Regions from separate parts of the Homo sapiens genome. Here region 2 is linked to region 1. Evidence: read pairs that join two places in POLR2A ChIA-PET (ENCODE). Cell type or tissue: GM12878. All regions are shown on one strand. Each heading gives the region's core, and the rest is flanking DNA. Links, peaks and the distances in the headings are about the cores only.

What was found. ChIA-PET counts read pairs that join two places held together with the same protein. Peaks named below come from ENCODE experiments on the same cell type or tissue, not always from the same donor. Only the 100,000 strongest peaks of a DNase experiment are listed, where the experiment ranks them.
Region 2: POLR2A ChIA-PET joins it to region 1 with 5 read pairs; 5 of 35 experiments call an interaction of 5 or more read pairs at or near these places.

Annotation. Positions count from the first base shown.
Region 1 is chr3:47,632,302-47,637,680 of GRCh38, reverse strand. SMARCC1 (SWI/SNF related BAF chromatin remodeling complex subunit C1) reads left to right here. Exons shown (of 28, transcript NM_003074.4): 23 at 1,545-1,659; 24 at 2,337-2,491. Among named protein-coding and RNA genes, the nearest start is that of SNORD146, 27 kb to the left of the region's middle. In GM12878, for the core only: no CTCF peak of the experiment used is centred there; a DNase peak (open chromatin) is centred at 2,332.
Region 2 is chr3:47,794,167-47,799,545 of GRCh38, reverse strand. No RefSeq gene overlaps it. Among named protein-coding and RNA genes, the nearest start is that of DHX30, 6.3 kb to the left of the region's middle. In GM12878, for the core only: no CTCF peak of the experiment used is centred there; no DNase peak of the experiment used is centred there.

The DNA.
Region 1 (5,379 bases), core at 330-5,329:
GAATGCAGCAACGCAATCTTGGCTCACTGCAACCTCCGTTTTCTGAGTTCAAGCAATTCTCCTGCCTCAGCCTCCCAAGTAGCTGGGATTACAGCCACGCGCCACCACATCCAGCTAATTTTTGTATTTTTAGTAGAGACGTGGTTTCACTATGTTGGCCAGGCTGGTCTGGAACTCCTGACCTCAGGTGATCCACCCACCTTGGCTTCCCAAAGTGTTGGGATTACAGGTATGAGCCACCACGCCCAGCCTCTGGGCCTTTGTGTTCCTAATACTGTTACTGCACATAGGGATCAGTCAGTCACTATTTGAGTGAATATATATAAGCCAAGATTGAAGGTCTTGATTATATGTGGTATTCTAAAATTGTATATAGTTAAGGGGAGGGTGAGGGTAATAATGAAATTGATTATAGTTCCTGCATTATTCTAAAGACGATATTTGTACTTCACATTTTTAATTTCATTTAATTCCTAAAAGAGTCTCAGCTGGGTGTGGTGTGTCATACTTGTAGTCCCAGCTACTTGGAAGGTTGTAGGATCACTTGGGAGGCTGGAGGATCACTTGATACTAGGACTTTGAAACCACCCTAGGCAACATAGGGGGACCCTGCCTCTAAGCAAACAATATAGCCTCATGAAGTCAGTGATAGTCAGTTGCGGTTTTTTCAGTTTCTAAAGCATGATCACTGATGTTCTCTCATGGTTCTTCCTGAAATTATTAGCAGATGGCTGTATTAAAAGACTTTGTCAACTTTTCCAGCAGCATTTCAACTTGCTTCTTTGTTGATGGTGTGACATTTAAATGCTCTTAATTCTTTAAATCAATCAGTAATTATTAAGTACACACACACACACACACACACACACACACACACACACACACACACACATATATATATTTTGTTGTGGTTGTTGTTGTTTTTGAGATGGAGTCTCACTCTTGCTGCCTAGGCTAGAGTGCAATGGTGTGATCTTGGGTCACTGCAATCTCTGCCTCCCGGGTGTTCAAGGGATTCTCCTGCCTCAGTCTCCTGAGTACCTGGGATTATAGGTTCCCATCACCATGCCCGGCTAATTTCTTTTTTGTATTTTTAGTAGAGACAGGATTTCACTGTGTTGGCCAGCTGATCTCAAACTGCTGACTTCAGGTGATCTGCCTGCCTCAGCCTCCCAGACTGCTGGGATTACAGGCGTGAGCTACTGCACCCGGCCCGGCCTGTTTTTAATCAACAAAAATATCAGTTAATTCCCTTCACATTCCTCTGGGCATGGTAACCCTTGCTTTATAGCAGAGTATGCAGAGAGGGCAGCGACTCTGTGCTTTGGAGGAACATCTTGTGAGCACTCAAGTGTTGAAGTGGTAGAAAGTATTGCTTGGAATGTATTAGTTCTTTTCGAGCTGTTCTCTACAAGTCACTTTTGAATCTAGTCTATTTCTTGCCAAAAATATTGGAACCTTTTGCTAGTCTAAGATAATTACTCATAAAAAGGTCTGGGGTTTTTTTGTTCACTGCCTGTCCTCTTGTTTTATATCCCTTTCAGGCAGAAAATAAAGTGGAAAATGAAACGGATGAAGGTGATAAAGCACAAGATGGAGAAAATGAAAAAAATAGTGAAAAGGAACAGGATAGTGAAGTGAGTGAGGATACCAAATCAGGTAATTTGAGGAAACTCCTTAGATATTATTATGTAAAACTGTAAAAGGCACTGGAGAAATGAAGGTGGTTTATATAGAAATATTTCCTCATTTATTTTGGGTTTGTTTCTTAATGTAACAATAAGTATGTAATTGAGTTTCATTCAGATAGGTGCTAATACTAATGCTGGTGGCTACACTTTTTTCTGTGCTTTTAATATGTAGAAGAAAAAGTTATTCAACAGTATTGAAGTCACCTCACAGACTTCCCATTTCATTTTCTGTGTCAGTTGCTGATACACCCCATCATGCCTGTCAGGCTTAGAGAAGTAGTCTGTTCTCAGCTTCTGATTTCCTACAGACACTAGAGTTCCTAGAGCATTTCATTGATTGATGAGCAAGTACGTTGGCCTTAGACTTAGTTCCCCTGTATGTTCCTTTAAATATATATATCCAAGGGACCTCCACATAGAACTTAGCAAAATGATAGGAAAACAAGTGTGCTGTTTAGAAAATATGTCCCCAATAGAGGCAAACCTAAATGCATGGAATGGCTCAACAGAACTCTTAAAAAGAAGAAAAAGGCATTGACATCTCTTTGTCATATCAGTCCTAGTTTGTTATAGTGGTGGAGGTAAGGAGAAAGATGGGTTTTCGAGAGTGGGCACGCTAGTAACAAAGCTTTCTGATATTTTCAGAAGAAAAGGAGACTGAAGAGAACAAAGAACTCACTGATACATGTAAAGAAAGAGAAAGTGATACTGGGAAGAAGAAAGTAGAACATGAAATTTCCGAAGGAAATGTTGCCACAGCCGCAGCAGCTGCTCTTGCCTCAGCGGCTACCAAAGCCAAGGTTTGCCCCTGACAGCCCTTTTCCAGTGCTCTCTTAAGGCATGAATGGTCGTATTGTTTTTAGTTAATTGGGAACATTTAGTATAAAGAGCTTTGCTCCCAATAGGAGATGACTGCTTGAATGGCATTTCTAGGTTAAGAAATCCACAGGCAGGAGGAGGGTTATAGAAATAGTAGATCCAGTCTAAAGGGTGACTTTTTTCATTCCATTCATTATACCATTTAGCCTTGTAAAGACTGCAGAGATTGAAGGCAAATTTTAAAGTCTCTTTAAGGAACTGATTATCATTTTGTTTTTAATTTGCCTGCAGAACTTATCTTGGACTATTGTTCCAATAATTTCTACCAGATTGAAATATTTATGATTTTTAAGACAAAAACCTGTTTCCTTGCCTAAATACTTCACCCTGATCTTACAGACTGAAAGGAGAGAGAGACCCTAAAATAGCTCTTTTTCTTCTTGAATTTGCCAGCTTTTCTGGGGGTGGTTTTTTCTATTTATAGTATTAGCTGCAGAGCATATTTAAGAAGACATGAGAATGTTACTTTCCTCTCTGTGTTAATTTAGCATTTTAAGTAATTCTAAACATGAATATGTAAGTTTTTAAAAATCTTTTCCCCTGTTCTTCATTCTACTTCAGAAGTAGTTTCCTTCCATTATAGGATACCACATTTCAAGAAACAGTGATTACTAGAACATTGCTAATCATTTTATTTTGAACTGTTTTTGATCTTTTAATAAAGATGCTTTTTCATGATCTTTAATTCCCCAGATCATTCAGCTACTGTGAACTACTTCTCTAAGTGTTTAATCTGATATGATGAACCAATTCAAACTACAAGATTACTGTTTTGAATGCCCACCCATCTGACATAGATAGAGACAATGGAGGTTAGGGAGGTGTTTACAGGCCGCAGCAAATGCTCAGTCAACCCAGAGAGTTACTCCGGCTGATCATTGTTATTATACTAACTCGAAATCCTACAAATTTATACTACCTGCCCTTTTCCTAATAACTAAAACTAGGTAATACTTCCTAATAACTAAAATTAGCTAAAGAATCAGAAAGATATCTCCTGTCTGATTCTTTAGCTAATTTTAGTTATTCTATCTCCCCTACATCCCCCTCTGGGAAGTTTTGAGGTACATGCTTGCTTAAGTGACGGCTAATATAACTTGACTCTTTTTCACCATTTGTCCGGTTTTGCTCTTTCATTGCAAACATCTTTTTTAGTCTGTCTTCTGCTACCCTGGAGTGTTTGTGCATCTCTTTGTCTCTGAGCTGCTCAAGTTCTTACTGTAATACTGTCATTAGGTGTTTTAGAGATCTGAAGGATTATCGTGGTCATAGTCTCTCACATTTTATATATATGTGTGTGTGTGTGTGTGTGTGTGTGTGTGTGTGTGTGTATATATATATATATATTTTTTTTTTTTTTTTTTTTTTTGAGACAGTCTCACTCTGTCCCCCAGGCTGTAGTGCAGTGGTGTGATCTTGGCTCACTGCAACCTCCGCCTCCTGGGTTCCAGCGATTCTCCTGTCTCAGCCTCCCAAGTAGCTGGGATTAGAGGCGTCCATCACTATACCCGGCTAACTTTTGTATTTTTAGTAGAGACAGGGTTTTGCCATATTGATCAGGCTGGTCTTGAACTCCTGACCTCAGGTGATTCACCTGCCTCAGCCTCCCAAAGTGCTGATATTACAGGCATGAGACACCATGCCCGGCCTCTCGCATTATAAATGAGGAGCTAGAGGTGGAGAGGGCTTTCTCCTTTGTGCCCTTCCTCAGTCTTCAAACCTGCAACCTCGGCTCATTTTTGACTCCTGGTTCCATCATTTTCCATAGCTATTCAGCCAGGAAATTCTTCATGGTGCTTTAGATCACCTGCTAATGTTCAACTGCTCACTCAGGTCAGCATCCCTTAATCTTTTGCCTGTCTCCTCAGTCCCATTCTCTAACCCGCAGCCAATGTAATCTTCTTGCTTTTTAACTTGTTCTTAAGTATAACTCACATTCAAATAAATGGACATACTGAAGCCTACACCTTTGTGAATTTTTGACAAACTGGGCCCACCTATGTCACAAGCATCCGTTTCAATAAACAACATTACCAGCCCCTCCAGAAGCTTCCTCTTATTCCAGTTACTTTGCCTTCCCTGGAGAGTAATCACTAGTCTGTCTCATTACACCGTAGATTAGTTTCTCCTTTTTTTTTTTTTTAACTTCATATAAATGGAATCCTACATTATGTGCAGAAATCTTTAAAAATGCAAATAGGAACATGTTACTTTCTTCAGTAACCTCCCTATCTCTCTCTGGCTGCAATTTCAAACTCTTTAGTAGAGAATTTAGGATTTTTCTATAATCAGGACCCTACTTAGTTCTCAACCCTTATTTCTTACCTGTCCTTCCTGAACTGTTTCTTGTAGTTCTGCCAAACAGAATTGATTCTTTTATCTCTATCTAAGCTTTTTCGGACATTCTTTTCTTACAGAGCATGGTTTTTTCTTCCTATTATTTCTCCTCTTTAAATTTTTTTGTAGAGACTGGGTTTTGCCATGTTACCCAGGCTGGTCTGGAGCTCTTGGGCTCAAGAGATTTGCCCACCTTGACCTCTCAATGTGTCAGGATTACAGGTGTGAGCCACCTCACCTGGCCAGTTTCTCCTCTTGATACCACTGTGCTATGCTTCAGTGTATATTGCCATAGGAAGAACTAAAATGGTAGATTACCTTTTAAAAGTTTCATGAGGCTGGGTGCAGTGGCTCACACCTGTAATTGCAGCACTTTAGGAGGCCAAGGCAGGAGGATCACATTTGCTCAGGAGTTCAGGACCAGCCTGGGCAGCATAGTGAGACTCTGTCTCTACAAAAAAAAAATTTTTTT
Region 2 (5,379 bases), core at 205-5,204, 160 kb before region 1:
CAGGAGAATCGCTTGAACCTGCGAGGTAGAGTTTGCAGTGAGCCGAGATCACGCCATTGCACTCTAACCTGGGCAACGGAGCGAGACTCCGTCTCAAAAAAAGAAAAAAAAAAAAGTTGGGAGGATCAATTGAATTGGGAAGATGAAGGTTGCAGTGAGCTGAGATCACACCACCGCACTCCAGAATGGGCGACAGAGTGAGACCCTGTCTCATAAAAAAAAAAAAAAGAAAAGGCCAGGCGCAGTAGCTCACACCTGTAATCTCAGCACTTTGGGAGGCCGAGGTGGGTGGATCACCTGAGGTCAGGAGTTTGAGACCAGCCTGGCCAACATGGGGAAACCCGAACTCTACTAAAAATACGAAAATAAGCCGGGCGTGGTGGCTCACGCTCGTGATCCCAGCTACTCGAGAAGCTGAGGCAGGAGAATCACTGGAACCTGGGAGGCAGAGGTTGCAGTAAGCTGATATCGCAACACTGCACTCCAGCCTGGGTGACAGAGTGAGACTACGTCTCAAAAAAAAAAAAAAAGGAAAGGAAGAAAATTTTTGCCCAGAGCAGTAGTTCATGCCTGTAATCCCAGCCTTTGGGAGGCTGAGTCCTGCAGATTGCTTGAGCCCAGGAGTTCGAGACCAGTCTGAGCAACAATGGTAAGACCCCATCTATACAAAAAATTGAAAAAATTTATCCAGGCATTGTGGTACATACCTGTAGTCTCAGCTACTCAGGAAGCTGAGGTAGGAAAATTGCCTGAGCCCAGGAGGTCGAGGCTGCAGTAAACTGTGATCCTGCCATTGCACTCCGGCCTGGGTGACAGAGCAAGACAGCCACCTTTAACTCTGTCTTTAACATGGCTGTTTTTCTGTGTGTGCAAAGAGAAGGGTCTCTGGTGACCCTTCCCCTACTTATAAAGACACAGTCCTATCTGATTGGGGGCCTGCCCTTATGTCCACATGTAACCTTAACTACCTCTCTAAAGGCCCTATTTCCAAATGCAGTCACAGTTGAGGGTTAGGGCTTCAGTATATGAATTTTGAAGGACACAATTCAGTCCGTGACATCAATTTAATGAAATAATATGCAGCAATCAAAAAGAATGAGTTAGGACAGGTGTGGTGGCTCACGCTTGGAATCCCGGCACTGGGAGGCTGAGGCGGGCGGATCACTTAAGGTCAAGAAGAGTTCGAGACCAGCCTGGCCAACGTGGTGAAACCCCATCGCTACTAAAAATATAAAAATTAGCTGGGCGTGGTGGTGGGCGCCTGTAATCCCAGCTACTTGGGAGGCTGAGGCAGGAGAATTGCTTGAACCCAGGAGGCGGAGGTTGCTACGAGCGGAGATTACGCCACTGCACTCCAACTTGGGTGACAGAGTGAGACTGTCTCAAAAAAAAAAAAAAAGAACAAGTTAGATCAAATGTACAGACATGGAAAAATTTGAAGGAAATATTGGGGTTTTTTTGTTTGGATTTTTTGAAACAGTGTCTTGCTCCATCGCCCAGACTAGAATGCAGCGGCGCGGCGCAATCATAGATCACTGCAGCCTCAAGCTCCTGGGCTAAAGTAGTCCTCCCACTTCAGTAATCAGAATAGCTAGGACTACAGGCAGGTGCCACCAAGCCTGGCTTTTTTTTTTTTTTTCTTTTTTGAGATGGAGTCTCCCTCTGTCACCCAGGCTGGAATGCAGTGGTGCGATCTCGGCTCACTGCAACTTCTGCCTCCCAGGTTCAAGTGATTCTCCTGCTTCAACCTCCTGAGTAGCTGGGATTACAGGCGCCCGCCACCATGCCTGGCTAATTTTTGTATTTTTAGTAGAGACAGGGTTTCACCATGTTGGCCAGGCTAGTCTCAAACTCCTGACCCTAACTATCTGCCCACCACGGTCTCCCAAAGTGCTGAGATTACAGGCGTGAGTCACCCACCCAGCATTTTTTTTTTCTTTTGAGAGAAGGTCTCTCTCTGTCATCCACGCTGGAATGCAGTGGTGGGATCTCAGCTCACTGCAACCTTGACCTCCTGGGCTCAAGCAGTCCTCTCACCTCAGCCTCTGGAGTAGTAGAGACTATGGGCATGCACCAGGTCTGGCTAATTTTTGTGTTTTTTGTAGAGATGGGTTTTACCATGTTGTCCTGGCTGCTCCTTTTGCTGTGATTACGGTTTTGTTTTGTTTTGTTTTGTCTCTGACCCAGGAGTCTTGTTTCTACCGGCATGGAAGAAATAGTAGCAGGCTCACTAACAGCTTGTAAGTAGGGTAAAATTCCAGACCTGCATCTACACAGTTCCTCACAGTATAATGAACACCCGTATTACCCATCACCCAGCTTCAGGGATTATCAACTGAAGGCCAACCTTGCCTTATCTATAGGTCCCCATGTCCTAATGCCCAACAGATTTTAAAAAATCATACCACTTCATCTGTAAATATAACAGGGTGCATCTCTACAAGATTCCTACTTTTTCAGCATAACCATAAAACCAATATCATACCTTCAAAAGCTAGTAAATCCTTAGTATTATTGCAAAATTCCTAACAATAGTAACAATAGATAAATTCTTTTTTTTTTCTTTTTGAGACAGAGTCTTGCTCTATCGCCCAGGCTGGAGTGCAGTGGTGTGATCTCGGCTCACTGCAAGCCCCGCCTCCCTGGTTCACGCCATTCTCCTGCCTCAGCCCCCTGAGTAGCTGGGATTACAGGCATGTGCCACCACGCCTGGCTAATTTTGTATTTTTAGTAGAGATGGGTTTCTCCATGTTGGTCAGGCTCATCTCAAACTCCCAACCTCAGGTGATCCACCTGCCTCAGCCTCCCAAAGTGCTGGGATTACAGGCAAGAGCCACCAAGCCCTGCCTTTTTTTTTTTTTTTTTTTTTAACACTCAGTCTCACTTTGTTACCCAAGCTGGAGTGCAGTGGCGCGATCTCAGCTCACTGCAACTGCCGCCTCCCAGGTTCAAGCGATTCTCCTGCCTCAGCCTCCTGAGTAGCTGGGACTACAGGCACGTGACACCACGCCCAGCTAAGTTTTGTATTTTTAGTAGAGACGAGGTTTAACTATGGTGGCCCCGCTGGTCTTTAACTCCTGACCTTAGGTGATCCACCCACCCCAAAGTGCTGGAATTACAGGCTGAGCCACCGTGCCCAGTCTTAGGAGTTTTTTTTAAATTAAATTTTATTTATTTATTTATTTATTGAGACAGCGTCTCGCTCTGTATCCCAGGTTGGAATGCAGTGGTGCGATCTTGGCCCACCACAACCTCTGCCTCCTGGGTCCCGGTTCAAACACTTCTCCTGCCTCAGCCTCCCGAGTAGCTAGGATTACGGGCGCACACCACCACGCCGGCTAACTTTTTGTATTTTTATTAGAGATGGGGTTTCACCATGTTGGTGTTGGCCAGGCTGGTCTTGAACTCCTGACCTAGTGATCCGCCCACCTCGGCCTTCTAAAGTGCTGGGATTACAGGCGTGAGGCCACTGAGCCCGGCCCAGAATTAATTTTTATTAATTTTTTTTTTTTGAGACAGGGTCTCACTCTGTCTCCCAGGCTGGAGTGCAGTGGCATGATCTTGGCTCACTGCAACCCCCGTGTCCCGAGTTCAAGCGATTCTTCTGCCTCAGCCTCCTGAGTAGCTGGGACTACAGGCGCATGCCACCATGCCTGGCTAATTTTTGTACTTTTAGTAGAGACAGGGTTTCACCATGTTTGTTTGGTTGTTTTTTGAGACACAGTTTCACTCTTGTTGTCCAGGCTGGAGTGCAATGGCACTATCTTGGGTCACCGCAACCTCCACCTCTCAGGTTCAAGTGATTCTCCTGCCTCCGCCTCCTGTGTAGCTGGAATTACAGGCATGTGCCGCCACGCCCGGCTAATTTTGTATTTTTAGTAGAGACAGGGTTTCTCCATGTTGCCAGGCTAGTCTCGAACTCCCGACCTCCGGTGATCTGCCTGCCTCGGCCTCCCAAAGTGCTGGAATTACAGGTGTGAGCCACTGCGCCCGGCCTGGGTTTCACCATATTGGCCAGGCTGTCTCGAACTCCTGACCTTGTGATCCGCCCGCCTTGGCCTCCCAAAGTGCTGGGATTACAGACATGAGCCACCGCGCCTGGCTGATTTTTTTTCGTTTTCTTTTTTATTAGAAACAGGATCTCACTCCACTGTTATCTGCCTGTAATCTCAGCACTTTGGGAGACCGAGGCGGGTGGATCACCTGAGGTTGGGAGTTTGAGACCAGCTTGGCCAACATGGTGAAACCCTGTCTCTACTAAAAATAAACAAAATTCCCCGGCCGGGCTCAGTGGCTCACACCTGTAATCCCAGCACTTTGGGAGGCTGAAGCGAGTGGATCACCTGAGGCTGGGAGTTTGAGACCAGCCTGACCAACATGGAGAAACCCCATCTCTACTAAAAATACAAAACTAGCTGGGTGTGGTGGCGGGCACCCGTAATCCCAGCTACTCAGGAGGCTGAGGCAGGAGAATCACTTGAACCCAAGAGGCAGAGGTTGCGGTGAGCGGAGATCACGCCATTGCACTCCAGCTTGGGCAACGAGAGCAAAACTCTGTCTCAGAAAAATAAACAAATAAACAAAATTAGCTGGGCGTAGTGGTACGTGCCTGTAGTCCCAGTTACTTGGGAGATTGAGGCACAAGAATCATTTGAACCCAGAAGGTGAAGGTTTTGCAGTGAGCCAAGATTGCACCATTGCACTGCAGTCTGGGCGACAGAGCCAGACTCTATCTCAAAAAGAAGAAACAGGATCTCACTCTGTCATCCAGGCTTGGGTGCAATGGTGCAATCATAACTCACTACAGCCTTGAACTCCTGCGCTCAAGGGATTATCTTGCCTCAGCCTCCCGAGTAGACAGGACTACAGACATACATGCTAGCTTTTTTTCTTTTCTTTTCTTTTTTTTTTGTAGAGATTGGGGTCTCATGTTAACCAGATAAACCACCACACCCAGCCTTTTTTTTTTTTTTTCTTTCAGACAGGGTCTGTTGCTCTGTCAGGCTGGAGTGCAGTTGTATGATTATGGCTCACTGTGGCCTCAACCTCCCAGGCTCAAGCAATCTTCTCACCTCAGCCTCCCGAGTAGCTGAGACCACAAGCGCATGCCACCACACCCAGCTAATTTATTGATTGATTTTTTGTAGAGATGAGGTTTTGCCTTGTTGCCCGGGCTGGCCCTGAACTCCTGGGCTCAAGTGATTCTCCTCCCTTGGTCTCCAAAAGTGCTGGGATTACAGGTGTGAGGCACCAAGCTTAGCTTTCCGGGATGTTTTTTAGCCCTTACTGTTTTTGTTTGTTTGTTTGTTTGTTTGAGACGGAGTCTCACTCTGTCACCCAGGCTGGAGTGCAGTGGCGTGATCTCGGCTCACTGCAGGC